Regions from separate parts of the Homo sapiens genome. Here regions 1 and 3 are each linked to region 2. A link is an interaction called in ENCODE POLR2A ChIA-PET data of the cell type or tissue named here. Cell type or tissue: MCF 10A. All regions are shown on one strand. Region 1 has its middle 16 kb from the start of BCAS1-AS1. Region 2 has its middle 110 kb from the start of BCAS1-AS1. Region 3 has its middle 160 kb from the start of ZNF217.

Region 1 (4,000 bases), 93 kb after region 2:
GCTGGGCGTTGGTGGCTCACACCTGTAATCCCAGCACTTTGGGAGGCCAAGGTGGGTGGATCACGAGGTCAAGATATCAAGACCATCCTGGCCAACGTGGTGAAACCCCGTCTGTAGTAAAAATACAAAAATTAGCCAGGCGTGGTGGCGTGTGCCTGTAGTCCCAGCTACTTGGGAGGCTGAGGCAGGAGAATTGCTTGAACCTGGGAGGTGGAGGTTGCAATGAGCTGAGATCTCGCCACTGCACTCCAGCCTGGTGACAGAGTGAGACTCCGCCTCAACAACAACAACAAAAAACCCCAAAAACCCCCCAAAATAAAAAACAAAAACAGAGCTAGTTCAAGCTATGAATAACACATCCAGAACATTCTGGTGACAGGAAGAAGCCTTCAGAAACAGAATAGCCTGTTGGCTATTCTCAGCTGGCCATTTGGTCCTGGATGGACTCAGTCAGGCTCATGATACTCATTGTATTGTAATCACCCCAGCATGCAAACAGATTGGACAACAGTTCAAAGACTGGGCAACAGAACACAATTAAGAAGTGATTAACTTACGGGAAAAGATGAAAAGAGCTCAAGTATGAAAGCCATGTGGCAGAAAACCCTGGGAGGAGGTGATCACCATTTCCAAGCATTGAAATTCCATAAATAAAAGGCTAGAAGAGGAACTTCTCGGGGGATGATTTAAAAGGTAATGGCATATCTTTGAACAATGAGGATTCCAGGCTGAAATCTCAAGAGGAAGCTTCCTTGTTGTGGTTCTCGACAGGAATAATCCGTTGAGGAAATGATAGAATTCCTTTTAACGTGTCGGTAGGTGAAACAGCAAGAGGAACACAGGCCAATCAGATAATGTGAATTTGTCCTCCAGCAAGTGCTGCACCGGAGCTTAGTGAATGAGTAAGGTTCTCCCAGACTCAGGGCAAAGGGAGCACAGGCTCCACTATAGGCAGCAGTTGATGGAGAACCTCGATTTGGACGGAAGAAAATTCCTGGTTTCTCTTTTTCTGAGGCTGAAGAAGAACAGAAGCTCATCAAATAGAGGAGGGCTGGCTACTCCTGTAGCCATAAAAAGGGAGACGTAGATATTTTCAGCTTTGCAGACCCTCCAGGCTCTGTGTCAACCGCTCACCTCTGCCTTCGTAGACTAAATGCAGTCATAGACATGGGTAAATAATGTGTGTGGCTGTGTTTTAATAAAACTTTATTTGCAGAAACAGGCAGTGCCTAGGGAGCATGGTTTGCTGACGGCTGATCTCAAGAAGCGGGAAAGACGCCCTGTAAAAGAGCGAGGAAATTTAAAGAGAATGGGTTCAAGTACCATCTCTACACTTAACGGCTAGTTAATTAACCTTTGTGAACACTTGGGGTTTTTTTTTGTCCATGAAAAGGGTTAATTGCAGTGCCTCCCTCATGGGTTTGTTCTCAGAATCAAATGGAACAATGTCTGAATAATGCTTATCATAGGCCTGGGTGCACAGAGGTACTAAAATAAGAGAAAGAGTAAAAAGAATGCACATTTTATTATAGTTCTTACCCTATTCTATTGGGTTTATGTAACTGTTTCCTTCACTAGTATGAGCTCCTGAAGTTCAAAAATCCCACTTAGTTAACACACGTCTCCAGTACCCATCATGGTGGCACATGGTGGGTGGTGTTTTGGGTTTGAAAGCAGCACTGGGGATGGGGGTTGGGGGCAGTGGTTTAGTGAGGGAAGGCTCCCATGGGAGTGGGAACCAAGGAAGCAGGACACGGTGGGAGAAGGAGCGAAGCAGAGGTTTTTGTGAACTGGAGTCTAGCTTCAGCCTGATGCCTTGGGGATATACATTGCGTGTATCGGGAGCAGATACTGCACCCCAGCATTAGCTCATGTTGAAGCAAAGGCGCTGGCCTTTCATGGCCTGGAACAGTCAGTTACTGGCTGTAGGCTGGCCTCATTAAGAGTGAGGAGATAATCTCCCAGGTGAATTGGCTTCTGTGCTGCTGAATGAGAGCAGCTGGGAGCTGTTAGCTCTGCCAATGGGGTGGGGGGATGGGTGAGGGGGGCATGACAGCTTCTCTGCAGTGCCCAATTATTGCTTGTTCCATAAAAGCCTATGTGTTCTGTGGTTATGCTCTAAATCACCCGTGAAACACAGCTGGTTTATAGGAAACGGGAGAAGGGCAGAGCCAGGGTGACTAAGTCATCACCTGTCACTCCAAAGATAAATTGTTTAGCTGAGAGGCTGAGCCCAGAGATGGTGAGGAACCTGACTCAAGGATGGTGATGTTCTCTCTTTGCAGGGACAGGAAGTGGCTTCTTTTTTCAGTGGCCTGTGGGCGTTTCCTTTGCCTGGAGGAGTGTGTGGTACCATCCAGACTGAGGGTTGCTGAAATCCCTCACCGGGCTTGACACAAGTGCCAATAATGCCACAGTAACATCTGCCTGGGTTCTGGCATCTGGCGAGAGTGGGATTGAATCCCAGCTCTGCCACTTTAGCCATGTGACCTTGAACCAATGACTTAGCAATATAAGCCTTATTTTCCATGTCTGTAAAATGGGAATAGCAATACTTCCCAATTCTTAGGGCTTTTGTGAGGCTTAGAGTTAATGCTTATAAAATGGCTGGCACTTAATTAAACTCCAATTTCAATACACGGTAATTTTATTTACTTTCTTTGTTATGATGGTGTATTTGTTATGTATTTATAGAAATGGTATTGTTCAGTTAATGTTTCCCAGTTGTCATTTGCATATTACTTTGGATTTTTGCCATATCTGTTGCCACCTGTACTATTATTTATTTAGCATACATTAGTTGACTCTTGAAAATAAAACTTAAATAGTTTTAATAGGACCAGGGCAATAAGGGGTTTGGATGGGCTAGTGCTTGGCCTATGATAAGTATGCTATGAATGGGAGCTACTATTATCATCAACACTGACATTAAATGACTCTTAGTTTTGTATCCTATCTGGGAATTTGCATTGACTCATTTCATTTCTTCCTTTTAGAATCAAGTTGCTTGCATTCTCTCCATTGGATGAGGTCACGTCTTTACTCCTGCCTGAGCTAATTGATGTATTCTTAAAGTGGCTTGCTTGGCTAAGAATTTCATGCATAGTATCAGGGGATTTTTTCTTTCCTCTGTTAAATAACTTGGGCTCTGACAGATTACAAGGAAGTTATTACTCAGAGCTAAGTGCTCAAAACTGATTGTAGGGAGCAGTGGAAATTCCCCTTCCTTGCCTAAAATAACTGGAACTGGAACATGACAATATGAGCTTTGTCCAGGCTTGAAACAATATCCTTTCCAAGTGAATTTTGTACGGAAATACTTACCAATATATAGTGGTAGTTCTCACTGACAGGCTAGAAAAAGGTTAGTCATTCCCCGTATTCCATAGCTAAAAGGGCCATTGTTAGGGACAATAAGCCCCCGAGGAGTGAAATTTAAGCATGTGGACATAGTAATATTGGACTTACCTGACTTCTCCCTGCCCCTTATCCCATTTGATTCCTTCACTATCAAAAGAATCTAATTCCGGAAATAGACATGCTCTCCATTTGTTTGATTATTTTTATTGCAAGTATGTTTGTGACAACCTTCCCCTGAACACCCCCGAGCAGGTCCTGAGGAAACGGGAGAAGGAAATGCTCAGGTCCTTATAGTAGATGCGAGTTCAGAGTAGCTGACTCAGATGAATGTCCGTGAGTTCAAATTCCACAGCAGTTTTTAATCCCATGTCTTGAGCTGTTTCAGAAGGTTGATAATTAGCAAGGGCATGTGTCCAGCCCTCGCAGACTCAGGATGTAAAGATCTGGAGATTTTGTTGGAGTGAGTATTCCATTGCTGAACTGTTATGCTCATTATTACAGATTAAAAAAATAAACTGGGCAAGATCTTGTGAAGTGCTTCACTCTGTTTTTTTTTTGTTGTTGTTTTTGTTAATAAAAATTTCTTATTAAAAAAAATTTAAGGCTAAGTGGAAAAGGGGGGCAGGAATAAAAGTGGGAA
Region 2 (4,000 bases):
TTCAAGTTCATTAATACACATTTCCTCCTGCTTCACATTATTTACTCTGGAGACTTTTTTTTTTTTTTTTTTTTTGAGACAGAGTCTCACCCTGTCACCCAGGCTGAAGTGGAGTGGTGGGATCATGGCTCACGGCAGTCTTGAACTCCAGGGCTCAAGTGATCCTCCACCTGAGCCTCCCAAGAACCGGGACTACAGGTGCATGCCACCTATGCCAGGCTAATTTTTATTTATTTATTTTTTTGAGGCGGAGTCTCGCTTTGTTGCCCAGGCTGGAGTGTAGTGGCATAATCTCGGCTCACTGCAACCTCTGCCTCCTGGGTTCAAGTGATTCTCTTGCCTCAGCCTCCTGAGTAGATGGGATTACAGGTGTGTGCCACCACACCTGGCTAATTTTTGTATTTTTAGTTGAGACGGGGTTTCACCATGTTGGTCAGGCTGGTCTCGAACTCCTGACCTTGTGATCTGCCCACCTCGGACTCCCAAAGTGCTGGGATTACAGTCGTGAGCCACCATGCCTGGCCTTATCAGGCTAATTTTTAAAGTTGTTTTTGGAGAGACAAAGTCTCCCTATGTTTCCCAGGCTGGTCTTGAACTTCTGGGCTCAAGTGATTTGCCTGCCTCAGCCTCCCAAAGTGCTGGAATTATAGGCATGAGCCACTGCTCCTGGTCATGTTATTTACTCTGAAGTACTCTTATAGTAAACAACAACACATATGAGATCATAATGTCTAACATCACCAGTTTATCCCGAATTTTGTTGCATTTCACTATTTCTTCTGTTCAGCATCAAATGTAGAAGGTGGGTTGTGTTTTGGGTTCCTATCATTCAAAATTTCTGTACCGTTAAACCCTACAATTACACATAGTGGAATGAGACGTTGTCACCATGAGAGGTAAAAAGGAGACAGGACCCCACTGAGGAAACCAGGGATTCATGCCTCTGACCTCCAGCTCACCCCAGGATACACACTCAGTGATGAAATAATCCTAACCCTAAATTGCATGAATTACATTGTTCTCCCTCCCTGTCCCTTTCCTCTGATCCATCTCTTTTGCAAAACTCATGCAATCTGAGTGTGTTTCATGGTAAAATTGTAATGTATACAGTTTTCCCATTTGTGTTTTTATTTGCAAACTGACAGCCGCTTAACCCTGGCACTCGTGGAAAATATTGCCTTGGAAAACGACCTCACCTGACTATGGCATCCATGAGGAGCAGTGAATGATACTGATAGGGGTTAAGACTTGCTTGCCCCTCTGCTTTTGCACAAGTGGTGCCTCTGCCTGGAATACCTTGACCTGCCTCCTGAGCTGTGTATCCAAATCTCAGTTCTGGCATCCCTCCCTCTGTGATGCCATCCTGGGGATCTCCAGCAGAGTCATCATGGCCTTCTTTGTCCCTGCCCCTTACATCTGCTGTGATACTTTTCCTGGAGGTCAAAACACAAATACGTAGAATGCTCAATTTCCACAGAAGGCTAAGAAATGAACCAAGTGGGTTGGGGGTGAAGAACCGGGAACCAAGGCACCAGAGTGAACTGGGAAGCCTGTGCTGGGTCCAAGGGTGCAGCTGCTGCTCAGGCCTGGCCTGGTTTCTATGAGGAATGTGGGCTCAGGGTAGCCAGAGCTCCTGATTTTTCAAGAGAACTGGAAATCTGAACTTTCTTTTTTTGACATATGTCTATCTTTAAAGGCAGTTGTTCCAGATTTTAAAATGACTCCATTCAGAGTTGATAAATCACACACATTCACAGAATAAATCCACTCCACGGGCCACCAGTGACAGCCCATGCTCTAGGCAAAACTCTCCGGAGTCTGAGGCTCTGTCCTTTCTTTCTCAAATTCCCAGTGCCTGGGGCACGGAACCTGGCATGAAGAGGCACTTAGGAAATGTTTGTTGAGTGAATAGATGAGGCAATGAATCATCAGGATATTAAAATTCTTTCCACTCTGCATGAGCCATACATATAGTGTAATTTGTATATTTATATATGCTTTCCTTCGGGCCCATGAACAAAGCCAGGTACTTGCCAAAGTGCAAAAAAAGTTTGATATTTGTATAACAATAATAAACCCAGGGCTGGGCGCAGTGGCTCACACTTGTAATCCCAGCACTTTGGGAGGCTGAGGCAGGCAGATTGCCTGAGCTCAGGAGTTCGAGACAAGTCTGGGCAACATAGTGAAATCCTGTATCTACAAAAATTAAAAAAAAATTAGCCAGGTGTGCATGCCTGTAGTCCCAGCTACTTGGAAGGCTGAAGTGGGAGGATGGCTTGAGCCCAGAAGGTGAAGGTTGCAGTGAGCCGAGATTGCACCACTGCACTCCAGCCTGGGTGAAAGAGTAAAACCCTGTCTCGAAAATAAATAAATAAATAAATAACATTAAATTAAATTAAATTAAAATAGGACAGGCATGGTGGCTCACACCTGTAATCCCAGCACTTTAGGAGGCCGAGGTAGGCAGATAGCTTGAGCCCAGGAGTTCGAGACCAGCCCAGGTAACATGGTGAAACTTTGTCTCTACAAAAAAATAAAAAAATAAGATAAATAAAAAAAAATCAGCTGGACATGGTGGTGCATGCCTGCAATCCCAGCTACTCAAGAGGCTGTGGCAGGAGGGTCACTTGAGCTCAGAAGGTTGAGGCTTCTGTAAGCTGTGACTATGTCACTGCATTCCAGGCTGCGTGACAGAGTGAGACCCTGTCTCAGAAAAAAACAAACAAAAAGCCAGTAAAAATAAAAATAAAAAGAATAAACCCAGCAGCAAGGCATCTGTCATCCTCTCATACTGGTCATTATAATTTTTGGTTAATTCATAAAACTGCTCCACAAGGTAGGTCATATTATCAGCTCCATTTTACAGAAGAGGAAAAATCGGTAAAGCTCAGATCAATTCACCTGCCCAAGACCACAGAGTTGGCAAGTTTCCTGTTATCCTCAGGTTAAAAGCCAAAGTCTGTAAAATGGCGCTACAGGATCCCCCTTCACTCCCCATAGCCCATCTGACCTCATCTCTCCCTCTCCTTCATTCAACACCTGTCTCCCTGACTTCCTCAGACATCCCACATGTGCCCTGGCCTCTGGGCTTTGTCACTGACCCTCTGCGGGGGATGCTGTCGCCTAAGACCTTTGCATGGCTTCCTCTTACCTCCTTCCAGTCTTTGTTCAAATGTCACCTTTTCACTGAGTACTATACCTGACTCCCCTGCCCACTTAGGATCACAGCTCCCATCGCCTTCTGTTTCCCTCCCTTGTTTCCTTTATTTTTCTCCATAGTTTTTTTTTTAATCACCTTCTAACATACTATGTAATGTAATTATTCATTTTCTGCCTTCAACACTGTCAGGTTAAACTCCATGAGGGCAATATATATATATATATATATATATATATATATATATATATATATATATATATATATATATTTTTTTTTTTTTTTCTATTTTCTTCCCTGCTATATCTCTAGTTCTAGAATTGTGCCTGGCACAATACGAATTCTTAATTAGAAGGATAGTAATATGTATGCAGTCTTTTTTTTTTTTTTTTTTTTGAGACAGAGTCTCGCTCTGTCGCCCAGGCCGGAGTGCAGTGGCGCGATCTCAACTCACTGCAAGCTCCGCCTTCCGGGTTCGCGCCATTCTCCTGCCTCAGCCTCCTGAGTAGCTGGGACTACAGGCTCCCACCACCGCGCCCGGCTAATTTTTTTTTTGCATTTTTAGTAGAGACGGGGTTTCACCGTGTTAACCAGGATGGTCTCGATCTCCTGACCTCGTGATCCGCCCACCTCGGCCTCCCAAAGTGCTGGGATTACAGGCGTGAGCCACCGCGCCCGGCCTGTATGCAGTCTTAGAGTGGCCTGTCTGGGCTGAAATCCTGGCTGTGCCACTGGCTTTGTGACCTGGGAGAGTTTATTAACCTCAGTAAGCCTCAGTCTACTCGTCTGTCAAATGAGGCTACTATACTGCATTTCAACCAATCTAAGAAGCCACTGAAATAC
Region 3 (4,000 bases), 52 kb before region 2:
AATATTGTTGATTGAAACACAGTTGTAGAAAGGTGAATACTGTATGATTTCCTCTACGTTTAAAAAAAGGACATGTATCTGCACGTGTGTGTGTGTGTTTAGATGTGTAAAAATATTTAAAAAAGGACGAGAAGAATACTCTCTTACCATTAACACAGGAAGTAAATAAAAAATGGGGTGGGGGTGGGGAAAGCCATGTCAGAGGGAGAGAAGGGTGAGTTTCTATTTTCAGTCATATATACTACAGTGTTTTTCCTTTACTTCTGTAATCTAAAATAAAAATAAATAAAGTCAACTGGCAAAAGCAAACACCCAAGCAAACAACTACATAATAAACAGAAAGCCCTTTAATTTCTAAGAATCAGGAGGCTTCAGAACATGAAAGAACTTCCTGGTTCGAGGCATTCCTCGTGAAATCATGTTTGGAAGCCAATCTGGAATTCTACCCCGCCCGGAACGAGGTAGACTCCATAAAGCAGTATTGAAATTTCCCTGTTGAACAAAAAATAAATGTTTGATGCTTTCTCTCGACCTCTGTTTAAAGTTATTAACTCTTCTTTTATTTAACTTTTATTAAAGTTATTAACTCTTCTTTCAGCTTACTGCTGTGGTGGTGTGTGTGTGTGTGTGTGTGTGTATGTGTGTATGTGTATTTAAAGCATAGGAAACATCCAAATGACTAATGTTGTTTACATTCTATTCTTTAAAATACACATCATACTAGATGAAAGCATAAAACAATATCTTTAAATATTAAAGAAAAACAATCCTGTTTAAAAACCAGCCTCTTCCAGAGCCTAAGAGAGATACACTAGGCCCTTGAGGATGCTTGAGACTGTGCGCAAAAAAATTGGGGTCTTTGGTTACTCTATTGTAAAACAATCAGGTTGCATTCTGGCTTTTAGATTGTTTTAAGTGAAGTTTCACTACTTGCTTGTTACTTTTGTTTAACTTATTCCTTATAAATTGGGTTAAGTAGAAAATAGGAAGAGAAAGAGGAGCCCAAGGAAGGTGGTGATGGTAGGTAAAGCTGGGAACAGGCACCCCCCTTCTGCCTCATCTCCACTTGCAGGGACACCAGTAATTCAACAAATGGTGGCTGCCGGCAACACCTCCGGTTGAGAAGCTTTCCTGGTTATGAACCTGAAACAGGCTTTTCTTAGGAGAAGAGCATACTTAATTACTGGAATCTCAATCACATGCGCTGAAAGAATAAATGACCAGCATGGGCAGATTTTGATTAAGACTTGTCAAGGGGGAAATGATTTTCTTAAGTTTGGGATTTTTAACTTTATAAGATAGTCTTCTTGTTGGCAAAATTCGTCAGTGTCTCTGGGGCTTTCAGGCTACAGGATTGTGTTAGAAACAGTCTGTGTGCCATCACCTTTTAGAATATGTCCATATTAAATGAGGCTCAAACAAAAAACATTTTGTTTCTATATATCAAATAAAATAAAGAAAAGGTCCTTTGAAAGCTTGATCGAAACGTTAGGTTTTGTTACTGTCCTTTTCAAAGCACTATTATCATATTATTTCTTATTCGATTCTCTTAGCAACCCGGGAGGTTGTCAGAGTAAACAATCTTCGTGTTATAGATGCGGGAGAAAATGCATAAAAGGCTAACTCATGCATGTAAACAATTGGTCAGAGAGTTTAGGATTCCTAGTCTGTTTTACTCAACCTTTCAGTGAGGGCGAGTATAGTTCCTAGCAGGTTGTATTCAAGCATCTCCTCCAGGATTCATCTTGTACTAAAAGTTATGGAAAAAATCTCGATAAGCTCAATAAAATATCCAGAGAGGAGGCTTACTTAAGCACAATGCACCCCAAATCCTTACTTAAGACTTTTGGGAAGGGATTCATTTTGCCTTTGTCATCAGGTACGTGCCAGAAGCATTTGTAAGTCTTGCCAGGAACTTGACTATTTTTGCTTTGTTTATTACCTGAGCTGGTTGTGCAGCTGTTGGTCTTAGAGAACCGTACTAGATCCCTGCGAGTGGGTGGCAATGTGATTCTGCAGACACAGATAATAATTCTAGACAATCGTAGGCTCCGTTTATTCCAGGGATGTGCCCTTCATTTACAGAAAGAAGCCTGAATCAGAGAATGGAAAACAACTATGACACAGCACAGCAGGAAACAAAAGAACGGGATTGGTTCTTATTCCCCCCACCCCCGCCCCACCCTGCTTAACTTTTAGACTACGTTGTCTTAAATGTAGACTTTGATCTAAATGTTGAGTCCCTTTTCATTACAACAGTAATTCAAAAGGCAGAATCTAGATATGCCTTTTGATGATCTGTTGGTCTTTGCTTAAGGGAAAACAAATAAAAGTAACCTGGGCCAAATGCAAAACATGCAAATTAGGAATTCTGTCTCTCTCTCTCTCTCTCTCTCTCTCTCTCTCTGTGTGTGTGTGTGTGTGTGTGTGTGTGTGTGTCTGTGTGTAGCAAATAATGGGTTTCTAGCATGTGCAAAAGTGATGTAAAAATAACAACAATAATAATAATCACAGCTCACATATATGTCAGGCACTATTTTAGGTGCTTTACATTGCTTTACAAGTATTAATTCATTTAGTGCTCACATCAGCCCTATGAGGTAGATGCTGTTATTATCCTCACCTTATAGTTGGGAAAACTGAGGCATAGAGGGGTGAAGAAACTTATTGAAGTCTGGTAAGGAAGAAAAACTCAGTCGCCATCCTTGCCTTGGTGATACATGCAAACATACCCTTAGGCATGGATTCATTCCATTTTAAGCTGGCTGCCACCAACACAAACCCATTTGAGAACTCTGTGCTAATTAGAAAAAGAGGATCTCCCTCCACAGCCCAGGGCAGGAGCTGCCTTTTTGGGTTGATGGCGTTGAAGGGGATCTTCAAGAGCTCTGCGTGGCAAGCGGAGGCAGGGCTAAAATGCAATGGACTCCTTTCTGTTGGCTGGGAGCCCTGGTGTGGGGCCATACTTCCTGTTTGTGGTGATGCTGTGGCTCCCACACACACTAGTTGTGAGACTTTGGGGAGGATCCTCAATGTCTTTGAGTCTCTGTGTCTCCATCTAAAAAACTGGCATGATGCTGCTGAGCTCACACAAAGGCTTGTGATGAGGATTAAAGGTTGAATTGTATATGAAGTACTTGGTACACAGGAAGCACCAAGAAGGCAAAATTAAGCATGTGATAGAACCAGGCCAGAGTTTTTGGACTGGGTCATAAACTCCTTCATGGGAGTTTATTGGGGGGCAGAGTAGCCATTGGAGACTCATTAAAAAATACCATGGACTACATATCCCAGAAAAGGCACCGGGGTTTTTTTAGCAATGGATTATGTCTTCACTCAGTTTTTAGCATGGAAAGATGCTGGTGCTTGAATAAACTGTACCATTAAGCTATGTCCTTAATAAACTATCTTTCTCGAATTATGGTCTTGAGAGCCACGTATTGAAATAAACAGAGTGGATACCACTAAACTGGGGAATTGCTTTCAGAATGCCTCACTTGAGTCTAAATGGGCTTACAGATATTCTATGTGACGTTAATATGCCAGTGGGAAGTCACATGCCCCACATGTGCAATGAAGAATTGCCATTTAAAGTTGTGTGACTGTGGACACATTTCTTTTCTTTTCTTTTTTTTTTTTGAGACAGAGTCTCACTCTGTCGCCCAGGCTGGAATGCAGTGGTGTGATCTTGGCTCACTACAACCTCCGCCTCCTGGGTTCAAGTGATTCTCCTGCCTCAGTCTCCCAAGTAGCTGGAATTACAGGTGCACGCCACCACGCCCGGCTATTTTGTATTTTTAGTAGAGATGAGGTTTCTCCATGTTGGCCAGGCTGGTCTCGAACTCCTGACCTCAAGACATCCACCCACCTCGGCCTCCCAAAGTGCTGGAATTACAGGCGTGAGCCACTGCACTCAGCCACATTTCTTTTTTTGAGACCAGGGTCTTGCTCTGTCACCCAGGCTGGAGTGCAGTGGCACAATCATGGCTCACTACAGCCT

The links. Peaks named below come from ENCODE experiments on the same cell type or tissue, not always from the same donor. Only the 100,000 strongest peaks of a DNase experiment are listed, where the experiment ranks them.
Region 1: POLR2A ChIA-PET joins it to region 2 with 5 read pairs; 7 of 35 experiments call an interaction of 5 or more read pairs at or near these places.
Region 3: POLR2A ChIA-PET joins it to region 2 with 8 read pairs; 8 of 35 experiments call an interaction of 5 or more read pairs at or near these places.

What each region holds. Positions count from the first base shown.
Region 1 is chr20:53,897,569-53,901,568 of GRCh38, forward strand. No RefSeq gene overlaps it. Among named protein-coding and RNA genes, the nearest start is that of BCAS1-AS1, 16 kb to the right of the region's middle. In MCF 10A, no CTCF peak of the experiment used is centred here; a DNase peak (open chromatin) is centred at 2,233.
Region 2 is chr20:53,804,113-53,808,112 of GRCh38, forward strand. No RefSeq gene overlaps it. Among named protein-coding and RNA genes, the nearest start is that of BCAS1-AS1, 110 kb to the right of the region's middle. In MCF 10A, no CTCF peak of the experiment used is centred here; a DNase peak (open chromatin) is centred at 1,909.
Region 3 is chr20:53,751,685-53,755,684 of GRCh38, forward strand. No RefSeq gene overlaps it. Among named protein-coding and RNA genes, the nearest start is that of ZNF217, 160 kb to the left of the region's middle. RefSeq lists enhancers at 2,894-2,943, 2,974-3,053. In MCF 10A, no CTCF peak of the experiment used is centred here; DNase peaks (open chromatin) are centred at 1,617 and 1,907.